2 separate regions of the Homo sapiens genome follow, and region 2 is linked to region 1. The links are chromatin loops, found by intact Hi-C in ENCODE. Cell type or tissue: heart right ventricle. All regions are shown on one strand. Each heading gives the region's core, and the rest is flanking DNA. Links, peaks and the distances in the headings are about the cores only.

Region 1 (5,359 bases), core at 1,320-3,819:
GTATTGGTAAGGATATGGAGTGATAGAATGTTCTTACCCTTCTGTTGGGAGTGTAAATTGGTACAATTTGGGAAATTATTTGGCATTATTCATTAAAGTTGAACATACATATAGCTCTTGACACAGTATTTTCACTCCCCGGGAAACAGCCCAAATGTCCATCAACAGTAGAATGGATAAATTGTGGAATAATCTTATATTGAAACACTATACTATAGTGAATATGAATGAACTACTATATCTAATAACATGGATAAACCTCACATAATATTGAGTGAAAGAAGGCTGGGCGCTGTGGCTCACGCCTGTAATCCCAGCACTTTGGGAGGCCGAGGCGGGCGGATCACGAGGTCAGGAGATCGAGACCATCCTGGCTAACATGGTGAAACCCCGTCTCTACTAAAAATATAAAAAATTAGCCAGGCGTGGTGGCGGGTGCCTGTGGTCCCAGCTGCTCTGGAAGCTGAGGCAGGAGAATGGCATGAACCTGGGAGGCGGAGCTTGCAGTGAGCCGAGATCAGGCCATTGCACTCCAGCCTGGGGGACAGAGCGAGACTCTGTCTCAAAAAAAAAAAAAAAAAAAAATTGAGTGAAAGAAGACAGACACAAAAGAATACATATTATATGATGCCATTTATACAATGTTTAAAACCAGGCAAAATTTACATGTGCTGTTAAATCTGGATAGTAGTCACTTTATTGCCAAGGTGGCTACTGACTAGAAGGAGACACACAGGGGTTTCTGGGATGCTGATAATGTGGGGTTTGTTTTGTTTTTGACCTTATGGTAGTTACACTAAGATGTTCATTTTGTGACTGTTCATCGAGTTGGTACATTTATGATTTGTGCACGTTTATGTTTGCATGTTCCGCTTTAGTAAAGACTTTAAAAAATATATTGACGGATACATACTTAATACAATTGCTGAAATAAGACTTGATGATACCAAGTGCTGGCAAGCATGCAGAATAACTGGAACTCCTCAACATTCAAGTGTGAATATAAAATGGTACCTCCACTTTGAAAAACTGGTGGTTTCTAAGAGTCAAATATATACTTGTCCAGTGATCCTATTTCTAGGTATTTACCCAAGATTAATGAAAGCTTATGTTCTCGCAGAAACTTGTATGTGAATGTTTCTAGTGGCTTTATTTTTTTTGTTTTTATATTTTGAGATGGAGTTTCGCTCTTTTTGCCCAGGCTGGAGTGCAATGGCGTGAACCCGGCTCCCCAAACCTCTGCCTCCCGGGTTCAAGTGATTTTCCTGCCTCAGCCTCCCGAGTAGCTGGGATTACAGGCATGCGGCACCACGCCTGGCTAATTTTTGTCTTTTTAGTAGAGGTGGGTTTCACCATGTTGGCCAGGCTGGTCTTGAACTCCTAACCTCAGCTGATCCACCTGCCTCGGCTTCCCAAAGTGTTAGGATTACAGGCGTGAGCCACCACACCTGGCCTGTAGTGGCTTTATTAATATTCACCAAAAACTGGGAAAAAAAACAACTAGGGAATGGATAAACTGTGCTCCACCCCTACTACCTTCAATATTACTCAGCAATAAAATATAACAAACTGCCGATAATGCAACAGTGTGGACGAATCTCAGAGGCGTTACACTAAGTGAAAGAAGCAAGACTCAAAAGTGTAGATAATAAGATTCCATTTGTATTACATTCTGGGAAAGAGAAGAGAACAGATAAGTAGTTGCCTGGGAATGCGGGAAAGGTTGACTACCAAGGGGCACTGTTTCTTGATATAGTTACACAACTATATGTGTTTATAGATAAATGTAACTTTTAAAATACTGATACTTAGTTCCTATCTCAGACCACTTAACTCACTCCGAGGGTGAAACCTAGGCACTGCTCTTTGTTTTAAACCTTCCCAGGTAGTTTTACTGTATAGCCAGGGTTGAGAACCACTGAGCTACGTAAATTATCTAAAGCACTCCAAGAAAACATTGTCTTTTGGTTTGAGTGTCCACTTTCCTCAATAACTGTTTAAAAGCAGCTGGACAGAGATTGAGCATCTAGTGAAGTAATTCCTGTCTAAGTGGATGTGAATTATCCCACTTTTTTCCCATTGGTGGCTAGGACACATCAGGCAGACTTTTCTGGGTATCATTTTCTGCTGCTAGCATTGTTCAAATGGGTAGTTATGAAAACCAACATTAAGAAAGCCTTGAACAGAGCATGATTATTTAAGCCATTGTATTTGAGATCATATCTGGCAGTACTTGATTGTTCTGTACCGCCATGGGATTTTTGTCCTTTTCTAGTCTCCTTATATGAACAGACCTGACTCAGGGCTTGGTTTAAATTATACCACTAGATGTCACCAAGAAGTAATGAATGGGTAAATGTACAAGGATCCAAGGACAAAATGTGATGGGAGAATTTTGAGTTTACCTTCCAGCTTCTAAAAGGGCTCTGAAGGCAATGGGTTAATGTAGAGGATCTAATGGAAGGCTGCAACATATCGTGAAAGTTTGCCCCAGCTTCTGAGGGCAAACTTACTCTCTTTAGCTGTGGACTGTCAGAACTCAGAAGTTCTGAGGGCAAACTTCCTACTCTCTTTAGCTGTGGGCTGTTTCTGTAATCTTATTTATTTATTTTACCTTATCTTAGCTTTGGAGACTTCCTTTAAATTTCTGTACCTTGGCATTAGGTGGCCTTCTGTGTCTTACTACTTTTTCTGAGACCTTTTTCCTGTGTATAATCTAAAATCGACTGTCCTGCTCTAAAATTGTTCTCAGATAGATTGTTCTAGCTCCATCCCTCTCTGTTGTTATTTCTCATATGTTGTTTCAAAATTCAGCAAACCTTATCACTCCCCATAGTTTCTCAGGCTGAATAGAAAGAGTGTGAGGAGGTTTCCTAGATGAACCAGGTTAGGCCCAATGCACAGTGGGTTAAGACTAATATTTCTGTATGTATCTATGCCAGTCTTTCTTTCCGTGTAAACCAAGTAATGGAAGATAAAACTGGAAACAAGGGCCTAATGCCAAACCAGAGCTAAGATCTGATCTCTACTTTCCCTTTACCCTCTGTGCCTTGTGGTCAAGCCCCCTGTCCCTCATATTTGGGTTGACTGGAGATTTTTTTCTAGCTGAAAGTAGGTAGCTGTAGTTGCCAGTGTAAACATAAATCTTGGTCCCAATTCAGAAGTGAGCTTCATCTCTGGCCTATCCCCTGAACTTAAGTCCTTGATACGGGTTAAAATGCTCACCAGTATATTTCAACTCTGAATCTTGCCTTTGTTTCAAGTCTATTTTAGGACCTATCATCTCCATTTAGCATCCCATAGCTATCCCAGCTGCACATGATATTCCTTTGCATTTACAGGCTATGCCATGTAATCCCACATTTGCTCATTTGTGCCCTTGTGTTGTCTTTTCCACCATCAGCTGCTGAAAGCTTTCATGTCCTTTTCACTCAATATATTTACCTTGCGTGACATTGAGCATAGAGTTGAAATGATTGTTGATGAATCAGTTGAACCAAGGCATAGTAATAGTAGTGAACACTTACGTAATACGATGCCCAGGCACTGTCTAAATACTTGCCATATGTTATCTCATTAAATCCACACAGACACCATGAGGGAGAGACTTATTTTCCTCCATTTTATCAGTGCAGTAACTGGGCCATAAAGAGGTCAAGAAACCTGGCCAACATCACCCAGCTGCTAAATGATAGAGCCACATTACAAACCCAGGCAGTCTGACTCCAGGATCTGTGCTCTTAACCTCAATACTATGACTTCATTAAAACCATAAAAGTAAATTTTTATTTTATTTTATTTATTTTGGAGACAGAGTCTCGCTCTGTCACCCAGGCTGGAGTGCAGTGATGCAATCTTGGCTCACGGCATCCTCTGCCGCCTGGGTTCTAGTAATTCTCATGCCTTGGCCTCCCAAGTAGCTGGGATTACAGGCACCCACCACCACACCTGGCTAATTTTTGTATTTTTAGTAGAGAGGTGGTCTCACTGTGTTGGCCAGGGTGGTCTTGAACTCCTGGCCTCAAGTGATCCGCACACCTCGGCCTCTCAAAGTGCTGAGATTACAGATGTAAGCTGCCACTCCCAGACAGTAAATATTTATTAAGCATTTATTCTATGTGAGTCATTGTGCTAAGTGATTTACATGCATTATCTTATTCATTCCTCACTGGAACAGTGTGAGGTAGGTACTGTACCATCCCTGTTCTGCAGACAAAACTGAGGCATGGAGAGGTTAAGTAAATTGCCAAATGCTATGCAGACTATGAACCCACATCTGAGTCCAGAGCTCCAGCTCTTAACCGCTATCCTGTATTGCCCATATACCCCTGTTGATATTAATTGGGTCAGATCCTACCTGCCATTTGACCCCAGTACCAGATATAGTACTCTCTTTTTTTTGGTTTATGTGTGCTTGCTTGCTTACCAGTGCGTTAAGGAACCACATCCAGAGATAGCATTTGAAACTACTTCATGGACCTCACCCTTAGCTACTGCTTTCTTCACTAATAGCATTTTTTCTAGTTTTGGGACATTGCTCCAGTTTAGGTTAATAGGAGCTATCCAATTTCAGTTTCCTTTAATGCTATTCCATGTGTTTGAGTAAATTATCCACCAATAATAAGGTGATTCCTGCCTGTTATATGGCAGTTCTCTGTGGAGGCATGAATGTGAAATATAGGTAAAAAGCCAAAGCACTGCTTGACGAATGCTGTTTCTAAGGATGGTCGTTTATGAATCTTTCTTTTCTATTTGTTATCAAGAGTTTTCCTTCTGAAAAGGCAGAAGATTTTACAGCAGCAGGAGAGAGATTCCTTTAAGAAGACGAAAATCATGAAGCTTATTTCTTCTTTCTTTCACTTTCCCCAGAGTCTAAATGGTGTTTGGCTGAACAGAGCGCGTCTGGAACCTTTAAGGGTCTATTCCATTCATCAGGGAGACTACATCCAACTTGGAGTGCCTCTGGAAAATAAGGAGAATGCGGAGTATGAATATGAAGTTACTGAAGAAGACTGGGAGACAATATATCCTTGTCTTTCCCCAAAGAATGACCAAATGATAGAAAAAAATAAGGAATTGAGAACTAAAAGGAAATTCAGTTTGGATGAATTAGCAGGTCCTGGAGCTGAAGGCCCCTCAAATTTGAAATCCAAAATAAATAAAGTGTCTTGTGAATCTGGTCAGCCAGTGAAATCACAGGGGAAAGGTGAAGTGGCCAGTACACCCTCTGACAATTTGGATCCTAAGTTGACTGCCCTTGAGCCAAGTAAGACCACAGGGGCTCCCATTTACCCTGGCTTCCCCAAAGTCACAGAGGTTCATCATGAGCAGAAAGCCTCAAACTCTTCAGCATCTCAGA
Region 2 (5,359 bases), core at 1,413-3,912, 320 kb after region 1:
CAAAAAACTGAACAGGTAGAAACAGGCAACCTCTAAGCCCTTTACCTTTGACCTTCCATGATTCCAGGCTGATCCCCCTCTCTGCTGTGTGGCCTGAGAACTTCTCTTGTTTTCTCTGGGCTACAGATTTCTCTCCTGACAAATGATTAGATTTGCCCTAAGATTCCCGCTGGCTCTGTCACTTTATAAGTCTGTGATTCTAGATCATCTCTGTCTTGTTCTCTGCTGTATCCTCAGCACCTAGAACAGAGTCTGGCACACTGCGGGGGGTTCAATAAATACTGAATTAGTTAATTAATCTCAGGTCCCAGTTATTAGTGAAGAGAGAGAGAGAAATATACAACAGGGTAGAAGTGCTGCTCTGAGCCGGACTCATGAGGCTCAGGTATATTCAGGGGTGCAGGCCACTCTGGTCATAGCCCATGGCTTGGCTCCTGGGCAGGGAAGTAGACAGAATGCAGTCGACCTTATTACCCTCTAACCCCTAACAATTGTTTCACCCAGAATCCTGCCTACAGGGAGAAGGAGCAGTCTTCTAGTCTAGACTGTCCCCACCTCTATGTTGGTTTTAAATTCAGTGGGATGGAGAACATGGTGCCTCTCCTGGCAATGCCCAAAGGACCCTGTAGATTCTGGGTGTGTCCTTAGTGATGCTCAACCCTGTCCTCCGCAGGTATAAGGCATCCTTCAGGGAGAGCCTGAATTCTATCAGGAGAGTCTTGGAGAAATCGACACACTTGGATTCTGGCCACAAAATCCAAGGAAGTAAATGAGCAGTGAGCAGGTCTGGTGGCTGCAGGCAAGAGTTTACAGCCTGGAATGGAGGCTTGTACATGCAGCCCTGAACATGAGATCTAAAAACAAAGAGCTCCACACAGCAAGCTGGCTCTGAAAAAGCAAGACCATGGCTTAGGCAAGATGTAATACAGACTGTTGCTGCCCCACCTGCACCCCCTCTCCTAAACACTTCAGTGCACCACCAGCCAGCTCCCAATTGCCAATGCCTGCGGGCACCTCTCTGCCTGAGGGCCATCTCTGGCCACTAGAGCTTGCGCTGCCTGTGTGTGCAGTGGTTTAGGAGTACCGGGAATTAACACCCCCAGGAGCAACCTCACCCAGTGACAGAGGCGGGGTGGGTGTATACATGCCCTAGTTCCCTCACCCCATGGTGGGATAACTCTGAAGTGTGTTTCACAAAGCATGCCAGAGTTCCCCCAAGGGACACCGATGTAACTGACTTGATAAGGCATCTTTCACTGGCTTCCTTTGCTTCCCTGTCTCGCTTCCCCATTCCTCTACCAGAGTTTCCTGGACTTACCTCCCAAATAATTACAGCATTCAGCTCCTTATCTCAGAGTCTACTTCTGGGGCAACCCAAACTAAGACTATGAGTCCAAGTGTGTTTTGACTGTCCATGGTGTCCACTACGAAATTTCTCACATGGCCACAACACAGAGTCCACATATTGCCTAATGACCCCTCTACACACATATCAAATACCCCACCATCATCCTCTTCCTCCACCCACCACTCCCCTGGAAACTTCCTTGCCTGAATCTCATGGCTCAAGATCCAGCTCATCTGATCAACCAACCTGTGCCATCGGGAGAAGGCTTAGGGCTGCCAGGTATTCCCAGAGTAACCTTCTGGAAACAGTGGCAGTGCTTCTGCCAGCTAGCTTGTTAATAACTCTAAAGTGGAACTTGTAGGCAGTGTGACAAGATGTTGGACCCGGTGGAGACTGGCAGCAACCTCCAGTTCACACTACCAAGCAGGCTCACCTTCCTACCCACAAGGGCGGGGGAAGCCCTGACATTTCCAATAAGGGCCTCTAACATCTAACCAGAGTTCTAGACCCAGAATGAGCCCCAGATTCTGTAGTCTGGATGCAATGAGGTCTGAGAATAAGAAATGAGGTTCACAGGGGTAGGGGAAGGATTATAGAGATGTGGGCACACAATGAGCTTATAAACGCCATGCAGACATGTCCTGGATTCCCCTAAGCCTGGGAGGTGACACAGGAGAATGAGAAAGAAAGCTGTAGAAAGTCCTTTGACATGGCTTTTAACTTCAGCCTCGGCACCTAATTGCTGTGTGACCTTGATAAGCCACTTGCCTTCTGCGGTCTCAGTTTCTTCCTGCAATGAATCTGGAAGATTTGTTTTTGGGTCATTGAAGGCCACTGGCTGGCAGCTGAGCTCACTCCTTGCCATACCCTCGTGCCCCTCCTCATGGCCTTCTCTGTGTCTACCCTGTAGTCTTATTCCAGAAAGAAAAGTGAATTCAGGTCTTGCCGTGGCACAGAACTTCAGCTTGCCTTATGGGCTTTATGTATCTTGCCAGAAGGTAACCTGGCCTCCTCAAGGTCCCCTGCATTTTACTGGAACACCGGAATCAAACCCAAGTAGATGAGGCCACTGAAATTCAATTCATTTCCCCATCTCTATCTGCCCAGTATCCCTCTCAGAGATGGGGGAAATGCCTTCATCAAGAGTTTCTAAAGAATCACTTGGCAGCTGGGGACAGTGGCTCATACTTGTAATCTGAGCACTTTGGGAGGCCGAGGCGGGCAGATTGCTTGAGCCCAGGAATTTGAGGCCAGCCTGGGCAACATGGCAAAATCTCGTCTCTACAAAAATACAAAAAATTAACCGGGTGTGGTGGCACATGCCTGTAATCCCAGCTACTCAAAAGCTGAGGCACTTGAACCCAGGAGACGGAGAATGCAGTAAGCTGAGATGGTGCCACTGCACTCCAGCCTAGGAGAAAGAGTGAGACATTGTCTCAAAAAATTAAAAAAAAAAAAATCACTTCAGGAGCGTCTCAGGGCCGAGGAGTTACTCAAGTTCAACTCAGAGGTCTCCGTTCCTGAATCTTTCTTTCTGATAAGTTGTTACAGAAAGTTGAAACAAGGTCAATAGGAAGAACTTCCCAAAATGAAGGACCAGAGGCACTGAGCAAACAGCAGTGGGGCTGCTTGGTCTCATGTGGGTGTGGGCCTGCTGAGAGGCAGAAAGATGAGTTAGATCACCTCCGGACCAGAGCCTCTCACACAGCCCATCCGTCTCTGTTCCCAGAAATCAGGAGGCTGCTTTTTCTGGAACCACAGAGCTCTTCTGCCTTCGGGGCTGAAAGGAGACACCTGCTAGCAGAGAGAGGTACCAACCGGTAGACATCAACAATCCCAGGGACATGTGAACCGACAGTGTCGGGGGGCGCTGGCAGACGGGAAGCTGGTGGGACTGTCACTTGAATGTCTGGGTGACCCAAGCAAGTCATCCCCCTCCTCTAGGTCGCTGTCTTTCCTCAGGTCTCTTCTGGGCATCTTCAGAGCAGCCAGGACCCCCACCCCCACCCCACCTGAGCTAGGCTGGCAGAGTGGGGCGAGGTGAGGATAGGCTGGCAGAGTGGGGTGAGTGAGGAGGAGAGCAGTCATTCACATTCATCTAAATCCCCTTTCATTCAAGAAACACCAACTGCCCCTAAAACGGGTATTTGTGGCAAAGACTGCTCATCACCCACCCAATACCCACTCTCCCTTTCTTTCTAACAGAATACAGATATTTTCTCAGATGGGAATGTGCCCATCTAAAAAACCCTATTTCTCAGCCTGCCTTGAAGCTAAGAATGGCCAGTAAGATGTAAGCAGAAGTCACTGCAGGGTGTTTCTGGGAAAGCTCCTTAAAGACAGCAGACTCAGCCGACAGGCCTGCCTTTTAAAGGTTCCTGCTGTCTTCCTTCCTGGAATGTCTCATGATGGCTGAGCCCCATCAGCCTTTTGGTGACCTTGAGGCAAAATGTCAAAAGGCAGGGTTCCCAACCTTTGCTGCACACTGGAATCACGTAGGGACTTTTTTTTTTAATGCAGATGACTGGTTTCCACCCCCTAGACATTCTGATTTAATGGGTATGTTGTGCAACCTGGGCTTTTTTTTTTTGAGATGGAGTTTCACTCTCGTTGCTCAGGCTGGAGTGCAGTGGCGTGATCTCGGCTCACTACAACCTCGGCCTCCCTGATTCAAGCGATTCTCCTGCCTCAGCCTCCCGAGTAGCTGGGATTACAGGTGTCCGCCACCACACCTGGCTAATTTTTTTATTTTTAGTAGAGACGGGGTTTCACCATGTTGCCCAGGCTGGTCTCAAACTCCTGACCTCAGGAGATCCACCCGCCTTGGCCTCCCAAAGTGTTGGGATTACAGGTGTGAGTCACTGAGCCTAGCCAGCATCAGGACTTTTTAAACCTTCCAGGTTATTCTAACATGCAGCCAAGTTTGAGAACCACCACCATGAGAAGAGCAGAGCACGAAGATGAAAGGAGCCTTGAGAACCTACCTTGAGACTTGAGAAAGTCATCATTTGTTTAAGCCTTTCTGGTCAGGTCTTTCTTTCTAGCAAACAGGCCTGGGGGGTCCTTATGCTGCTCCCTTGGGCCAACCCATCTGCCACAGCACAGGCTGGGGAACAAAAATCTGCCAGGGAATGCCTTCAGAAACCTCACATTTGGGGAAGTAGACAGGCACTGGACTTTGCATTGGGCAGTCTTGAGTTCGAACCCTGACTCCACCACCGCCTAACTGTAGGGCCCTGGGCAAGTCACTCAATGTGAACCTCAGCTCCTCCATCTGGAAAATGAGGGCATTAGAAAAGGCTGTGTGTTCACCAGCTCAGCTGTGAGCTCCTTGGGGACAGATGTCATTTCACCTCTGCAGCCAAGACCCACCACCCTTCCAGACACGTAGTGGGTACTCATTAAATATTTGCTGGTTTTGATCAGGCATGGTGGCTCACAACTGTAATCCCAGCACTTTGAGAGGCCAAGGTGGAAGGATCACTTGAGCCCAGAGTTTGAGACCAGCCTGGGCAACATAGTGAGACCTCCATCTCTACTAAAAATTAAAAAAAAAAAAAAAAAAGTTAGCCGGGCATGGTGGTGTATGCCTGTAGTCCCAGCTACTCACGAGGCTGAGGTGGGAGGATTGCCTGAGCCCAGGAGATCGAGGCTGCAGTGAGCTATGATCACACCACTGTTCTCCAGCCTGCAAGACAGTGAGACCCTGTCTCAAATGAAATCAATTTTGCTGGTTTTACATTGAATTGCTACTTTGTTCTCCAGCTCTGAAATTTTCACTTTCTTTGGTTTTTTTGTAATAGAGACAGAGTCTCACTATGTTGCCCAGGCTGGTCTGGAACTCCTGGGCTCAAGTGATCCTCCCATCTCAGCCTCCCAATGTGCTGGGATTACAAGTGTGAGCCACAGCACCTGGCCTCACTTTATTCTTAACCAAACAGGAAAGAGAATAAACAAAAGGGCCACATTTCAAAAAGGTACCATAATTTACCTATTAAAAATCAAAGAAAA

The links. Peaks named below come from ENCODE experiments on the same cell type or tissue, not always from the same donor. Only the 100,000 strongest peaks of a DNase experiment are listed, where the experiment ranks them.
Region 2: a loop joins it to region 1, with 2.5 times the contacts of the local background. A loop is called at or near these places in 22 of 110 quality-filtered maps.

Annotation. Positions count from the first base shown.
Region 1 is chr6:37,363,615-37,368,973 of GRCh38, forward strand. It overlaps RNF8 (ring finger protein 8), which reads left to right. Exons shown (of 8, transcript NM_003958.4): 3 at 4,870-5,359. Among named protein-coding and RNA genes, the nearest start is that of RNF8, 12 kb to the left of the region's middle. RefSeq lists an enhancer at 4,496-5,359. In heart right ventricle, for the core only: a CTCF peak has its summit at 2,320 (motif pointing right); no DNase peak of the experiment used is centred there; H3K27ac peaks cover 304 bases.
Region 2 is chr6:37,682,506-37,687,864 of GRCh38, forward strand. All of the region lies in intron 1 of MDGA1 (MAM domain containing glycosylphosphatidylinositol anchor 1), which reads right to left. Among named protein-coding and RNA genes, the nearest start is that of MDGA1, 13 kb to the right of the region's middle. In heart right ventricle, for the core only: no CTCF peak of the experiment used is centred there; no DNase peak of the experiment used is centred there.